Regions from separate parts of the Homo sapiens genome. Here region 1 is linked to region 2. Evidence: chromatin loops called from intact Hi-C (ENCODE). Cell type or tissue: heart right ventricle. All regions are shown on one strand. Links, peaks and the distances in the headings refer to the core of each region. The heading gives the core; the rest is flanking DNA.

What was found. A loop is a pair of places that touch in the nucleus more often than their neighbours do. Peaks named below come from ENCODE experiments on the same cell type or tissue, not always from the same donor. Only the 100,000 strongest peaks of a DNase experiment are listed, where the experiment ranks them.
Region 1: a loop joins it to region 2, with 6 times the contacts of the local background. A loop is called at or near these places in 66 of 110 quality-filtered maps.

The regions. Positions count from the first base shown.
Region 1 is chr5:147,880,669-147,886,057 of GRCh38, forward strand. It overlaps SCGB3A2 (secretoglobin family 3A member 2), which reads left to right. Exons shown (of 3, transcript NM_054023.5): 2 at 778-980; 3 at 1,359-1,523. The coding sequence ends at 1,382. It also overlaps a transcript of C5orf46 not described here. Among named protein-coding and RNA genes, the nearest start is that of SCGB3A2, 4.7 kb to the left of the region's middle. In heart right ventricle, for the core only: no CTCF peak of the experiment used is centred there; a DNase peak (open chromatin) is centred at 2,388.
Region 2 is chr5:147,932,239-147,937,627 of GRCh38, forward strand. No RefSeq gene overlaps it. Among named protein-coding and RNA genes, the nearest start is that of C5orf46, 28 kb to the left of the region's middle. In heart right ventricle, for the core only: a CTCF peak has its summit at 3,000 (motif pointing left); no DNase peak of the experiment used is centred there.

The DNA of each region.
Region 1 (5,389 bases), core at 66-5,065, 52 kb before region 2:
TGTGTTTCCATGGAGCTTTGTCCATAATGTTAGCATAGCACATGCTACACTGTGGCATACACAGATCTTCTATCACCAACTGGACTGTGTGAAGTCTCTGAATGGGCATCCTTGTCTTATTTGTCTATGTATCTGCACAGACTAGATAGAGTTGGTGCTCAATTATGTTTGTAGCGTTGAGTTGAATTGGTTGGGAGCAGTTTCTTGGGCTGTGGTTGGGTCCATTCCTGTCTTTATGTGGAGATTCACTATAGCATCTCTCCTTTAGCCTCAAAGCTGTGAGCTGTGGAGACAGTCACATACAAAATACCATCGCCTTCAGACAATCACAATGATCTGTTGAATGCTTACGCTGCCAGGGTCAGTTGTAGGCATGGGTGCATTAGCGAAAAAACACACATTCCTTGTTCTCATGGAGCCTCCATTCTAATGAGAAAATAAAGACAATAAAAACAGCAAATGAAGAGTTGCTTTTTTTAGGTAATGGTAAGAAAAAATAAATGACGGAGAGTGACTATGGCCATTGCAGGCTTCTCCGAGGAGGTAATATTTGAAGAGAGACCAAATAATGTGAGAAAGAAAGGTAAGTAGCTAGCTAAGGAAAAAAAGTTCTAGGGAGATGGAACAGCAGGTGCAAAGGGCCAGAGGTAGAAGTTTTCAATGGAAGTAAGATGAGTGGATCTGGAATGGAGCTATTGATGGACACAGGGAAAGAAGATGAGGTCATAGTCTGGGCCCAGATGTGCCTGTCTCACCTGGTTTCTCTTTTTCCTGCAGCTACTGCCTTCCTCATCAACAAAGTGCCCCTTCCTGTTGACAAGTTGGCACCTTTACCTCTGGACAACATTCTTCCCTTTATGGATCCATTAAAGCTTCTTCTGAAAACTCTGGGCATTTCTGTTGAGCACCTTGTGGAGGGGCTAAGGAAGTGTGTAAATGAGCTGGGACCAGAGGCTTCTGAAGCTGTGAAGAAACTGCTGGTAACCACAGCTTGGGAGGCTAATCTGCCAAAGGGGAGGCATACTCACCCTGAATGTCTAGCTCCTCTTCTTGTCCCTTGTAAATGTGCATTTCCACTTTACTGATTATATTCATAGGAAGTTTGCACATCCTGGAATCTCAGGAAAAATACAATTTCTACATTTCTGGGAAGGGTTTTTGAATGATAGTGACATGTGTTATAGTTGTGACAATACCATTTACCACCTTCGTGATTTTGGATGAGACGTAATCACTCTGAGTTTTTGTTTCCCCATCAGTAAAATAGTGGCCAAACAGGACACTGGAAGTGAATATGTTTTGAAACATGCGAATTACATGTAAGCTGCTCTAAATTTTGTTGTCCTTCTACATTTCAGGAGGCGCTATCACACTTGGTGTGACATCAAGATAAAGAGCGGAGGTGGATGGGGATGGAAGATGATGCTCCTATCCTCCCTGCCTGAAACCTGTTCTACCAATTATAGATCAAATGCCCTAAAATGTAGTGACCCGTGAAAAGGACAAATAAAGCAATGAATACATTTTCAGTCGTCCTATTTTTATTTCTGGGGACTCTATTCAGAAGGACGTATCCAGATTAGTTTTCCCTTGGTTCATAAACTCGAGAGAGCCTGTTTTTATAAAGAAAACCTGGAATCTTAAGTAAGACATAATCATTCCTTCTCCTTTCCTTATCTCTAATTTAAACATCTCTATTTTTCCCAAATGTTTTATCTCACGGTGTTTTCAGACCCTTCACTTTCCTATCCCCCATCCTAAATAAATTTTTACATTTAAAAAATGAAAAAATAATTTTCAAAATATTGTCTGATAAGACTAGCATCTTACTAACTTCATTGGTTTGGCTTCTGTTTCACTAGAATGCTAGTTCTTAAGTTTGTAGTTAAGCTATGGCCACTCAATAGCTTTCACCAATCCTTCCACCAAGTTAGGCCTTTACTACATCATCCTTAGGCAAATGGGTGATGAACTATCTTTTCTTTCCTTTACTCTGTCATCTACAGTGATGACAGAATTATCTTTCCAAGGAATTATTCTGGTAATATCATGACGGCCTGTAGAGCAGATTTCAAGCTTCTGAGCATGGCATGCAAGGCTGTTCATGATCTGGCTTTTGGTTACACGTCTAGTCTTCTTATCTACATTCCTTTCTTCACATGCGCTCTACTCCAGCCACACTGAACAGATAACTAAATCCTTTTCCCTCTAACACTCTTACACCTTAATGAAAAATCAAGTTTCTTCCTACCTAGAATGTCTGCCACCATCGACCTTCAGACCTGGCCTGTGTCAGTCTTTGGACTGTTTGCTGTCAGGTCCATTTCCTCCACTTCCCCTGTTCTGCTCTGCTCTGCTCTGCTGTGTGTTGAGGCAGGACAGGAAACATGATACTGATTGCTGCAGCTTGCATTTCTCAGGTTCCCAAATCAGCTGACATTTGGGCTAGGTTCTGCCCCTGGGAGGCGCAGGCAGTAGATAGGAAGTAGGAAAAGAGGAAAACTATTGTATGACCCTTTCTGGCTCTGTATTAGGGAGAAGTCTCTGGAAATGACTGTACCACGTCTGAGCTCCAGGTCCTGCTAGATAGGCCTGCCTTGGTCCCAGCTTTTGCTGGGTGAGTCCAGCCTCTGGGCTCTGGTTACACCACCTCCTTTCTTTTTCTCTCCAGCTGAAGTTAGTGGTTTCCTCCTGTTGTCAGTTTCTGGGTGCCTTACCATCACCTACTTGACTTTTAGCTCTTCTAATGTCTATTCAATCAATTCTTTGCATTACATTCCTTCTGTTGTAAGTACTTTGAGTAGTTTCTGTTTCTTAATTGGTTTCTGACTAAGATGATGTTAAATGTTATCTCTAGGGATATTATCTTAATTTCCTTCCATTGCTTGACTTCCATTTTTTGGCAACTAAAATAGCTTTCACTCTGTGAAATTTCCTACTTTATTTCCTTATTTTACCTATGCCTATAATGATAGATTAGGTTGCCCAGCTGCAGTAATAAATAATCCCAAATCTCAGTGGCTTACGTGCACAGTGTGTCACTTGTTCCTCACAGTATGTGGCCATCTTTGGTTGGCTGTAGCTATGATCAATGTTTTATGAATTCTATACAGGAGCTGATGGAATAGTCTCTCTTGTGCATTTTGCTTATGTTTACAGGGAAAGAGAACTTGGTGAACAATGAGCTAACTCTTAAAGCTTCTTCTTAAAAGTGAAGTATATGACTTCCAATCATGTTTAATTGGCCAGAGCAAGTCATTTGACCATGTTTGACTTCTTTAGGAAGGGGATGTATAATTATCCTATAGGAAAGAGCAGTGCCAAATATGATTAATGTAATGTAATTGACCACATTACTTGATGACTTCAAAGTAATTGTCACCTTAGATGACTCTCATACTTGCAATTTTCTTTTCTATTGAATTACATGCCATCTTTCCGCCTACCTTAGTTTTCTGCTATTTGACCACTATTTTTCAGTTTCTTTAAATGGCCCTTATTATTTTTGACTTCCCTTGGACATTGATACCTCCAAAGATACTAAACTTGATTCCCCTTCTATTTTTACTCTGTGTATAACCTTTATTGGAGAATCTTATGTACTACCATGGACGCCAATATAATCTTTATGTTAGGAACTCTAAAATCTATGGCTACAATCTATACCTTTTTTTTTTTTTTAAAGAAGAGATTTAGTTACCTATAAGACACCTCCAAGGGATGCTCTTTTTTAGGTTCAACTCAAACATTTTTACCTGAACTCATTGTCTCTCTTTCAAAACCCACTCCTATGTTTTAATTTGCTATTCAGTTTACAGCACAGACATTTTAGTGGTTGCCTGAGACAGAAACTTGGGAATAATCCTAAGTACTCTCTGTCATCAGCCTCCTTTCTGATTGGTAAGCAAGCCTTATCAACCCTTTTCACAACTATTGCACACATTTTTCATGATCACCACTGGTACTGTTCCTAAAACTTACTTTCTTTCTTTCTTCTTTCTTTTTTCTTTCTTTCTCTCTCTCTCTCTCTTCTTTCTTTCTTTCTTTTCTTTTTTTGAAGTGCTATAGTGCCATCACAGCTCACTGCAGCCTGGACCTCCTGGGTTCAGGTGATCCTCCCACCTCAGCCTCCTGAGTAGCTAGGACTATAGGCACATACCATCATGCCTGGCTAATGTTTTTTGTATTTTTTTAGATACCATGTTGCCCAGGCTAGTCTTGAACTCCTGGGCACAAGCGATCCTCCTGCCTCAGCTTCCCAGAGTGCTGGGATTAGAGGCATGAGCCACTGTTCCCAGCTGCAGATCTTGTCATTTCCCTTCAAACTACTGTGTTAATCTCTCAAGTGACTTTTGTATTCCCAAAGGTCCCCTTCTAATCCATCATCCATACACAGAAGGAGACTTCCTAAAATACAGGAATTATTCCCCAACTTCAAATTCATCCATAGTTTTTTAATGCTGATTGAAAAAAAAAGAGTCAGACACTATGTTAAATCAATAGACACATTAATAATATAAGTTTAAACGTATTTGTTTTCATACTTATTTCAAAGTCTCTTTTCTAGACTGTCAAGTTAAATGGTTAGTGACTCTAATGTACATGTCTGTATCCTCAGCACATCGCACAGAGCCTGAAGATAGTCGGTGTTGGTTCTGTTGAATAAATGGGATTGTTTCTGTTAAGTTGTATCTGATTGGGTTGGCCCCTTTGTTTTGTTCCACTAGTCATATTATTAAGCCTTTCATTGCTCTCTCTCTCCCAGTGTTTTGCATATTTGAGAAGGATGCCTCTCTATGTCTTCACTAAGGTATTAAATGGAAAAGATTGGGGATAAAGTTCTCTGCCATTGTACTCTGAGTAATAGCAGTAATCTGACAGTTTACTGGGTTGGAAGGTTTTTTTTCCAGGGGTGTATCAAACAGAGGGATTAAGAAGGAATCTGGGGACAAATTATGTTTGGGAAGGCAGGCAGAAACTGATGATAAACATTATCATAAAAGTGACAACACCAAATGCTGGTGAGGATGTAGACAAGCTGGATCACTCACACATTGCTGGTGTGAAAGTAAAACAGTACAGCTACTCTGGTAAAATAGTTTGACATTTTGTTAAAAAACTAAACATGCAACTACCATAAAACCCAGCAATTGTACTCTTGGGCATTTATCCCAGAGAAACAAAAACTTATATTTATGCAAAAACCTGTACACAAATGGTCATAACAATTTTATTTTAGTAGCCAAAAACTGGAAACAACACAGTTGTTCTTCAGTGGATGAATGGATAAATTTTGGACATCTTTGTAAAGAAATACTATTCAACAAAAAAGGAGAACAAACTATTTATATACACAGTAACCTGGATGCATCCTTAGAGAATTATGCTG
Region 2 (5,389 bases), core at 123-5,122:
TAGATTAAGTACCCAAACCTGTACCACTTGCTTAGAGTGTTGATTTCAGAAATATGGACACAATCCAGAATGATGCCTGAAGCTTGTCACAACTGGTAATTTGTGATTGTTCTCTCACGTAAAGTTCTCAAGCCTTTATTGTGAAGAGAAATATGTCTTATCAAGTTCTAATGTCTCAAGCTTATTTTTCTTCGTACTATAAATGGAATAGAAACTGTATAAATAAGTATATTCTAGTTTAGTGCAGTGGGAAAGGAAGGAAGAGGCGATGCATCAACAATTTAGGGCAGGAGATACAGCAGAGGAGAGGGGTTAGGCATGGAGAAATGGGCACTGAGGTTAGAGAGGAGGGGCCTCTGCTCACATTCAGAGGAGAGGATCTTCTACCCACATAAATTCAAGACAAGGGCTCAGGTACAGGGGCCACAGAAAAGCCCCACTTATTCAGAAAGTACAAGGCAGTTGTTAAGAACATAGATTCTGTGGAAGACAAACCCAGATGTAAACTCAAGCTCTACAACTTACTGAATAGGGTAGAGAAATTTATTCCTTTTAGTTCTTGGTTTGCTATTTTTTAAAATGTGGATAATAAAAGCACCTACCACATAAAGCTGCTTCAAGGATTAAATATGATAGTGCATATACTTTATATAATTTTATGTGCTTAGCAATTGATTTATAGACAGCACTTAATACAATTTGCTACTGCTTTTATTTTTATATTATTGTCATTATTATTATAACTTTCATTTAACAAATTAGTATGTACACTAAGTATGCCAAGTCAGCATCATGCCTGAGAGAAGAAAGCCTCATAGCCACTCACATATTTTCATAATTCAACAGAGATTTTTAGGCAATTTAGTACTATGAAAATAGAATCTTTCTGACCTGTATGCAAATCCTGGTTCTGCTATTTGACAGCTTGGGAAAATTATTTTAACTTCTCCGAAAATTTGCTAGGTTATGAAGATTAAATGGATGATAAATCTGTATACCTAACAGAGGTGCCTATCTTAAATAAGCCTTAGTAATAATAGCTAATATCATTACGAAGTAAAATATTTTACTTCTAAAACACGCACAGCTGAAGAAGTTGATAAACAGGCACAGAGCAGAAAAACGACTTACCCAACATTATAGAAAGGGCAGGACTGGAACCAAGATCTTCAAGCTTTAGGCCCATTGGTTTTGCCTATACATACATAGAACTCTCCATGAAGGAGTATTTGAAGTACGTTTGAGCGGTGTGGAGCCTAGTGAACTTGCAGTGAGAGACCAAAGTTAAAATCCAGCTCTGCCACTTAGTGACTGGGTGACTTTGTGCAACCCATGCAACTTCTATGAACTTCTCTTCCCGCATCTTATAAAATGGTGATAATGACCCTTGTTTGCTTTCCAGGAATGTTGCGAAGTTCAAATGAGATTAAAGAGACGTTTGAAAATTATAGAGAGCAGCAGATGTATAAGGGATTTATATTTATATTACATACTTTAAAGTGGCAAGGGAACATATGCTTAATATTAGTTTATTAGCATATTGAAAATAATTTATTTTCTAGCTTCTGCTTTGGAGCAGGAAGGAGCAAAAGCAGTATTGTTTTAGGTACCCTTCATGCCAGCACGGTGTGTGCATATGTGGATGCCTCCAAGTGTTGCTGTAACGAGAAAAACCTGGGAGCTCCAGCTGCCTGGAGTTCTTGTGCATTCAACTTCAAAGAAACCAAACCTGATATTTAAAGTAATTAAAGGTGATTCAAATCTTTTCTTGAATCTCCTGGCAAAGATTAACAGGGATATAATTTATAACTGAAATCTTCTGACCATCCCCCTTTTCCTGATTCCTCCAATCCTCATATCTCTTATACTCTGAAGCCACTCCAAACCTTTTCTTTAAACCTTCTCTATCACATAAAAACTCAACTTGATTAACAAAAACAAAACAACCAAAGAAAACGAACCTTAGTGACTCTTCATTTTTCTTCTCATCTCTTGTCTTTCAGCTTCCATATCTCAGCTTTTAATTGACTAAATATGTGTCTTTCTGATAAAAATTCCATCTCTTTACTTTTCAATTTGTCTCTCTGCTCATTTGCCAATTCTATGTCAAAAATTGGCCAGAGACGAACTGGAGTGGCTGAAATTCATCTTCTGAAGGTGGGAAAGAATTGAGGCATAGTAGGAAATGCTGAAAATGCAGAATTCTCATTAATACATTGGGGAAGGGTAGAAGACAATAAATACTTACAGGTTTATATGTGCATAGTTTAAATTCATTGCAATTTTGTTTCCTTTCTCCCTTTCTTTTTTTTTTTTTTTTTTTTTTTTTGACACAGTTATGCTCCTGTTGCCCAGGCTGGAGTGCAATGGTGTGATCTGGGCTCACTGCAACCTCTGCCTCCAGGATTCAAGTGATTATCCTGCCTCAGGCTCCTGAGTAGCTGGGATTACAGGTGCCTGCCACCACACCCAGCTAATTTTTGTATTTTTAGTAGAGATGGGGTTTCGCCATATTGGCCAGGCTGGTCTCGAACTCTTGACCTCAGGTGATCTGCCCGCCTCAGCCTCCCAAGGTGCTAGGATTACAGGCATGAGCCCTGCGCCCAGCTGCAATTTTGTTTTCATCTGTCCAAAGGAATGACTGAATTGTGGATATGGGGATGTGAAGTGTATATTACGACTCCAGTTGTGGAGTAGTTGTCGGAAGCTGCTTATTTTTTGATTACTTTTCACAAGGGTTTTTCCTTCACATTTTCTTCAAGCGCCTATCTTGTGCTCTAAATTTCTACTGAACAAACCTCTTTAATACTGGCTACAAGTATCCTTATTTAAGTATATATCTTTTATCTCCAAATATTTAGTTTCCTTAAATACTGAAAGCTCTCCTGCAAGAAAATGCCTTTTTAATAAGGGTTAAGTACTGACTAACCACCATGGGACATCATTTTGATTTATTAAGAGGGTGTAGGAGGACAAGCCATTCTCTATTGTTGATCGCCATCTTGTGGAAATAACGATCAAAACGGCATAATTCAGATGTTGCAATCCTGCATGGGTCAGAATTCTTGGATTAGGATTCCTTCTTTGTCATATACTTTGAGCCAGCTACTTAATCTGTCTCAGTTTTTTTCATCTGTAAATGGGGGTAATCTACCAACCTCATGGTGCCTGACTTTATTGAACACATGGAGCTACTACTATGATGTATATTACAATTTGAGGAGCATTGACAAATAAAACTAGGTTGCTAAATAAGAGCAATCATAATAACAAGTAGTAATAATATTGAAAATATAAAAATGGTTAGTATTTACTGAATGTCTACCTTGTGGAAGATTAGTAGATGCTGTTCTATGTTCTTTACATGAAGTATTTTCTTTAATGCTCCCCACAGCCCTTTTTATTGAATACTGTTTCTATATTCAATGCACAGATGAGGAAACTGAGACTCTGAGGTTAACTAATTTGTCCAGTCTCATGGTGAATGAATAGTAAAGGTGGAATCAAACTCAAGTCTGATGTCACTATGTGAAATCTTTACTGCTCTAGGATGCTTGTGAGAGGATTGGGCCTGGAAATCATATTTTATAGGGAGAAAACTGTGTGTGTGTGTGTGTGTGTGTGTGTGTGTGAGAGAGAGAGAGAGAGAGAGTGTGTGTGTGTGTTGGGAACATTTCAAGTACTCTCTTCTAGCTACTTTAAAATATACAATACATTTTTGCTAACTATAGTCACCCTATGAAAAAGTGGTGGCTCATGCCTGTAATCCCAACACTTTGGGAGGCTGAGGCAGGCAGATCACCTGAGGTCAGGAGTTCGAGACCAGCCTGGCCAACATGGTGAAACCCTATCTCTAGTAAAAATACAAAAAATTAGCCAGGCATGGTGGCAGGCACCTGTAATCCCAGCTACTTGGGAGGCTGAGGCAGGAGAATCGCTTGAACCTGGGAGGCGGAGGTTGCAGTAAGCCAAGATCGTGCCATTGCACTCCAGCCTGGGCAACAGAGCATGACTCCATCTCAAAAAAAAAAAAAAAATGGGCAAACAACATTAGAACTTATATCTTCAATCTAACCATATGTTTATATCCGTTACTGAAATGTTTTCCATCTCCCTGCCCTCACATGCCTTCTCAGCCTCTAGTATCTATAATTCTATGCTATACCTCCATAAGATCAACTTTTTTAGTTTTCACATATTAGTGAGAACATGTGATATTTGTCTTTTTGTGACTGGCTTATTTCACTGAACATAGTAATCTCCAGTTCCATCCATTTTGCTGCAAATGACAGGATTTCATAGTTTTTAAACGGCTGAATAGTATTCTATTATGTATATATTCCACATTTTTAAAATCAGTTTGTCCATTGATAGACATTGAGGTTGATTTCATATCTTTGCTGTTGTACTAGTGCTGCAATAGACATATGGGTGCACATATCGCTTTGATATACTGATTTCTTTTCCTTGGTATAAGTATCCAATAGTGGGATTGGCAGATTATATAGTAGTTCTATGTTTGGTTTCTTGAGAAATCTCCATAACATTTTCCATAGTGGCTGTATTAATTTACACTTACATGAACACTGAAATTTATTTTATCGGGTAGAAGTATAGCTATTCTCGCTCTTTTTTGGTTTCCACTGGCATGGAATATCTTTTTTTTTCATCCCTTTATTTTCAGTCTGTGTGTGTCTTTATAGGTTAAGTGTGTTTCTTGGAGGCAACAGATTATGTTTTTTTTTTTAAATTCATTCAGCCAGTCTGTGTTTTGATTGGAGATTTAGTTGATTTACATTCCATATTATTGTTCATAAATAAGGATTTACTCCTGCCGTTTTGTTATTTCTTTTCCAGTTGTTTTGTGATCTTCTCTTCCTTATTTCTTTCCTTTCTGTCTTCCTTTTAGTGAAGATGATTTTCTCTGAAGACATGATTTAGTTTCTTGCTTTTTATCTTTCGTGTATCCATTGTATGTATTTTGGTTTGAGGTTACCATGAGGCCAGAACATACTATCTTATAACCCATTATTTTAAGCTGATAACAACCTAACATGATTTGCATAAACAAACAAACAAGCCAAATAACCTAATAAATACTCTACACCTTAACTTTATCCCCCGCTTTTTAACTTTTTGTTGTCTCTATTTACATTGTATTGTACAGTCTATGTCTTGAAAAGTTGTTGTAGTTATTATTTTTGATTGGTTCATTGTGTAGTCATTCTACTGAAGATAAGAGTAGTTTACTCACCCCAGTTACAGTGTTATGATATTCTGCGTTTTTCTGCGTACTTACTATTACTAGTGAGTTTTGTACCTGCAGATGATTTCTTATTGCTCATTAACATCCTTTTCTTTCTGATTGAAGTACTCCCTTTAGCATTTC